Linked DNA regions of Homo sapiens: region 2 is linked to region 1. A link is a contact called in ENCODE Hi-C data. All regions are on one chromosome and are shown on one strand. Each heading gives the region's core, a stretch centred on a gene start or an enhancer-like site at or near the end of the contact. The rest is flanking DNA. Distances are from core to core; before and after follow the strand shown. Region 1 holds the start of SMARCA5-AS1 (SMARCA5 antisense RNA 1). Region 2 holds the start of GYPA (glycophorin A (MNS blood group)).

What was found. Hi-C counts contacts between places; a loop is a spot of excess contacts on that map. Pooled maps may share reads with other maps.
Region 2: a map of K562 shows a loop between it and region 1 (3-fold over the local background). The contact joins the promoter of GYPA here to the promoter of SMARCA5-AS1 in region 1. A Hi-C loop is called at or near these places in 1 of 168 maps with a recorded cell type or tissue (K562) and 1 of 50 pooled maps.

What each region holds. Positions count from the first base shown.
Region 1 is chr4:143,513,352-143,516,182 of GRCh38, reverse strand. It overlaps SMARCA5-AS1 (SMARCA5 antisense RNA 1), which reads left to right and starts at 1,346. Exons shown (of 2, transcript NR_104027.1): 1 at 1,346-1,738; 2 at 1,958-2,711. SMARCA5 (SNF2 related chromatin remodeling ATPase 5) reads right to left here and starts at 2,481. Exons shown (of 24, transcript NM_003601.4): 1 at 2,082-2,481. The coding sequence starts at 2,258. RefSeq lists enhancers at 1,861-1,980, 2,041-2,100, 2,391-2,760, 2,791-2,831.
Region 2 is chr4:144,139,372-144,142,202 of GRCh38, reverse strand. It overlaps GYPA (glycophorin A (MNS blood group)), which reads left to right and starts at 1,485. Exons shown (of 7, transcript NM_002099.8): 1 at 1,485-1,604. The coding sequence starts at 1,568. All of the region lies in intron 8 of LOC105377460 (a long non-coding RNA gene), which reads right to left.

The DNA of each region.
Region 1 (2,831 bases), core at 97-2,596:
GTTTAGAAAAACACCTTAGATCATACTTCCAAACAAGAAAAAGTCATTTATAAAATATTCATTTTCCAAGTGCAAAACAGATTAAGTTGTGACATATATATTAAGCATGTGTGCTCAAACTTAGTTTATATCATGAATTGCAGTAATTCTGAATTTTGTTAAACAGGAAACTGACATTTTAAAAGACAAAAAAAAAAATCACACTATAATGTCAACCAAAAAAAAAATGTGTCAGTGATAAGATGGATAAAAAAATAAAATTCCTAATATTTCTATACTAGGAAGGTAAAAATAACAATGTTATTCAATAAATTGAACCGCCAAATATGTTTTTTTTGGTAAGAACATGGCAGAGCAAGATGGGTGGGAAACGGCTCACTTTTAAAGGCAGATCCGAGTTTTATTACAGGTTCTACCTAGTAGAACTCAATTTCCCCATCTGGCAAATGAAAATATCACTAATTTAATACGGTAGTGATAACATCTATACTCACGTTTGAACTTAAAATCAATTTTCATTTAAAATAGCAACTTCAAGTCAAAAATGTTGACTTGCTTTAGGCTTAAAATTACTCTGCATTCAGATATTAATAAGACCTCTGGTGAAACATTCATTTTTCCAAAGTTTGGATGGCAGACCCCTTTGAGAAGCTGAGGAAAAACTATAAACAATTTTTGTAGAGAACTGCACATTTACACATAATTGCTTTGTGTCAAACCCCTTAAGCCTTGGAACAGAAATCCAAGTTAAAGAGCCCTAGTAACCCAAAAGAACCATTTCCTTAAGGAAAAAAAAGCAACACTGAATATATTTTAATTTGGAAGTAATCTTATCTTAATCACTCAAAACTACAGGAACTATCAGGAGTTCCTATGTCACTAAACCTACCCTCACCACTAAAAGTTCTTTAAATGATTACTAACATTAATGTTACTTAACCCCAGCTACCCAAATATAACTACTGTGCCAAAAGCCTCAATGGTAAATTACGCTACCATTTTCTTACTGTATAATGATTCTGCATCAAGACTCATCTTCGGAGCAGTATTACTTTCATTCTGTCTAAGGATAGGAAAATCCCAGAAATCTTTGGGCTCCGACTCACAAAATATCTCAAAACAGGTCGAAGGCCAAGAAAATAAAAATTGGAAGGAGCAATTACTTTGTTCCCAGATGCAAAGCCTGGAAGCATATCCAATTTACCCGCCTGGCAGCTTCCCCCATCTTTCCAGCCCCCTCAGTACTGTCAGCATCCCCTGCCCAACCCAAACCCATAAGTCTCGGCAGCGAGTGGTACTAATTTTTTTTTTTCTTAAGGCCAGAGGCCAAAAAGAGAAAAGTGCCGGACTGAGAGCCAACCAACTGCGCCTGGTTCTCTAATTCATTCCTACACTTATTCATCCCCCCTAAATTAGACGGGGGATCCGAGACAGCTGCTGCTGCCTTGGTTGCTTCCCTTCCAGTGGAATAGTGCCTGGGAGGGGCCTTCTCTCCCTTCACAGAAGCAGCTGCGCCCCGCTTATCCCCACTGCGCACTCGGCCATCCAGCTCTCGCCATTGTTTCTGCCCACAACAGATACCGCCCCTGCAAGGACCGGGAAGAAGAAAAGGAGGCCCAAGTCCTCGGACGCGCTGCTTTTAAATGCCTCCTTCACCCCGCCCGTGCATCCCGCTCCTAAGGGGTCATCTCCTCGCCCTTCCCCGAAGTTTGGTGGAAACTAAAAACCACATTCAGAGGTAGGAGAGGGAATTATGGGAGTCTAGTGGGAAAAAAACGATGGGTCCCCCGGGCCACGGTAACCAAGAACATCTGTTCACTGAGAGCGTTCAAATATTTGTCAGGATTCACGAAAGAGACAAATAATTTAAATGTGAGGAGCCAGAAATCCATTTTGCTTAGCTCGAATAGGGTAAGAACAAGGGAGCAAGAGTGAGAGCATCATTTCGTATCCACAGGGTGTGAAGCTGAGTCTGGTGCAGAGAGAGAAACCCGGCTCTGCGTCCGATCGCCACGATCCGGCGAGGGAGCCAGCTCCTCCTCCCCGCTGCACCCGCTCCCCATGCCGCAAGTCGCCCTCACCTCCATCTCGGCGTCTGCGGGACCAGCGCTGGCCGCAGACGCAACCGCCTGCGCCGCGACGCCTTCGGGGCCGCCTTTGTTGCTGCTGTTGCTCCCGCCGCTGGCGATCGAGGCTGCGGGCTTGGAAGGCGCGCTCTCGGGAGGCGGGGGTGGCGGAGGCTCGGCCGCGGACGACATGATGTTCCGTCTGCGTCACCCGCTGCTGCCAGAGGCCCGAGTCCGGCGGGGATGGACGGGGAGGCCTAGGCCTGGATGCTACGTCGCAATAAACTGGTGGAGGAGCGAGACTCCCACCCGAGCGCTCCCCTGCGCCGCGCCTCCGCGACGGGCCTGAGCCGGGCCCAGGAGCTGCACACTCCCAAACGTTCTGCTCTTCCGCGGGGCTCTAGGTTCCACCGGCGCTTACCTCACGGCGGGAATCACGTCGACGAGGGTGGGCGGGGCCAGACGGGTCACTGAGGTCAAGGAAGGCCGGCTGATTTAGAGAAGGGCGGAGGGTTGGGGGAAGGGAAAAGGAAAACGAAAGAGAGACTGAGGCTGGGAAAACGCTTCGCCGCCTCCTCCTCTTCCTCTGGAAGATAACATCTATCTCGCCAGCATCCAGGACGACGACCTACGCCACCGACTTTCAACACTCGCGAGATTCCTTATTGGCTCACTGACTGGGTCCTGAGCGCGCATGCGCATACTGCCCTCCTCACCCTTGGCCCGCCCTCTTCCAGATCTCTAGCCGGCTCGGGAGAGAAGAGT
Region 2 (2,831 bases), core at 236-2,735, 630 kb before region 1:
AGTCTCCATATCTTTATTTTTGAAAACATGATTTTAATAGTTGCTCTAATAGTCCATCGTAAGAATAGTGACATTTATTTACCCATTTTCAGAAATAGCATTTTTAAGACTCATGCTAATCGCTCTCCCTTTGTCAATATAAAATTGTGTGAAATAATTCTTACTGCTTATATGAATATCAACAACATTTCCTTTACTTGGCTGACTCTTGAGCACAATTCCTGCAACTCAACCTGATATCCAGCCATAACAAACACTGAATTTATAGAAGGTATTAATTTATTATGTATTGTTTAATTTTAACTTTTTAATAAAATTTGCTGCAGTTGTTTTACATGAATTGGCAGGGCCTTAAGAGGCATTCTGGATTCTTGTCCTGCTGCTCAGATTACCCCCTCTGTGTCATTCATTCTTCCATCCTCCCCAAGTCTGCATCTCCGCTGCCTCCATCCACTAGTCCCTCATTCTCAGGCTCCTCCCTCTCTGGGATGCTCTGCTGATACTTATCTCCATCTTTCTCCAGTAAATAATTTTTTTTCTCTGTCGCCCAGTTTCCTGAAGCTGCAAACATTAGCTTCATAAATGATTTTTTTAAACCACACTTTGGGTAAATATGTATGTATGTTATATGTGGCAAATTGCTCACATAGCAAATTGATTTTCTGGGTCAGGCAGGAAAGACTTTCACAAAAATCTTACAGGAAGTAAGATGATTTAGATGGAGTATCCAGTCACCTTCTGTTGAACCATTTCAGACCTAATTTATATTTTTTGTTCTGTCTGCCTTTAAAATTGAGCTTCCTCGCATTTTCATACCTTTCATTTTAACCTACTTTACTCATAAGGTTTTTGGTTTGTTGGGTTTTGTTTCTGACTGTTTGCATTTATTGTCTTGGTATTCATTTATGCTTACTTAGCAAGGTATATTTCAGACAGAAACAGCTCACTGGTTTCATAGCTGCGCAGTACTAGCTCTTCAGTTCAAACTCTCTTTTCACTGAAAGATCTGTTGCATCTCATGTCTCTTACATTGCTGTGTGGCTCACCATGAGTTTGGGAGTCTTTCAGAACCTCAGAACACTCAAATGATTTAAATTTCTCAAATACATTCATTTCACATATAGGAAGTCACTTTCATTTGGACCACTGGGTCTTGACATTAGAAATGAGAAGGTCCATGGCTCCACAACAGCTACCTCAGCCTGGCACGTGCCCTGGCCTCAGAGATTCACAGTCCAGTTCTTTGTCCAGTTGGGTGGCTCCTGTCTACCACCTTACCATGCCCACTTAACTGATGCAAAGTTAATATCACAAGTAGCAACCTGTTCCTTGCAGTGAAAATTTTACTTACCACTTTCATAGCCCCAAGATATCCATGTATCTTTATTAACAGGCGCTTAACAACTTGCATCATTTAAAATGCCTCCCCTGCCTATCAGCTGATGATGGCCGCAGGAAGGTGGGCCTGGAAGATAACAGCTAGCAGGCTAAGGTCAGACACTGACACTTGCAGTTGTCTTTGGTAGTTTTTTTGCACTAACTTCAGGAACCAGCTCATGATCTCAGGATGTATGGAAAAATAATCTTTGTATTACTATTGTCAGGTAAGTGATTTTATTTCATCTTGGTTCTGTTATATTGGGTATGAGATCATAGAATAAAATATGAACTACCCTATTTTAGTTCTATCTTATTTAAATCAATAAATGAGTAGTATTTCCTCTTCCAGTCTGGTGGATGGATTTTACTGGAACTCAGCTACCAATGTGGGGGAAATGGCACAAGGGAGCCCAGTATTTATGGCCAAATCCAGTTTTCTAGTATGAGAAGCTTACTTCAATTCTAAGTCTAGCTAGAATTAAAATAATTTTATCAAATGCTATGAGAAATACCTCTCTGTGAATAAATGTATTGCTTTGTTTGAGTTATAAGGAGATTCATTTCCAAACTAAAGAGTTATTAACGAAGATGTTGGTAGCTATATGGCTTTTAGTTTTCAAAAGGTATAATTTCCTATTTCTGCCAAATGGCGAGAAGCCAAAAGCATGAACACTGAAACCGTGGGGAGTTGTTCGCTTCTCTGTGGGTCCATTACTAAAGTGTCACATAGGAAGAAAAAAAACAAAAACAACTCTTACTGGCTTAGGTATCCTGTGAATTTTAGGAGAAATTTAAATCCATTAAAATAAAGAAATATCATAGGGTTATTATTAAATTGTATTAATTCAATAATTTGAATTTAACTTAGTTTAAATTTAATTATTAATTTAGTGTCTTAAATTAACATGATTTTGGCCTCTTTCTGAGAATATTATAGTTAAACATCCTCTCAAGTGCAGTGCTTATGTGTTAGCAATACTAGTGCCCAGCACACAGCGGGCAGGCAGTTGCTTGAAACATTCTGAGTCTATTAGACATTGCTGTATCCCAAGTGAGAGCAAGTATCAAGGAGCTACTGAGCACTCTGTAGCACACAGGGAGGAGAGATCAGCATTTTCTAAGATACCCTAGGGGAGGATAAAATAGTGCAATAGTTAAGAGCACAGGCATGAGGAACAGACAGAACTGGGTTCAAATCTACTTTTACTTCTCAAGGCTGGGGAACATTAAGGCAAATTATGTGCCCACATTTTTATGTGTCCTCGTCTTTAAAATGCAGGCAGTGTTGGTACTTACCTCATAATAATTGCATAAAGATTAAACAAAATATTTAATGGAATACACTTACTGATGCCTGAAACAAAGTAAAATGTTAAGATTACTATGCATTTTCTGTGATTAGAATTAACTATCATGATTAAAAAGTATTAATAATATATTATTAAAATAAG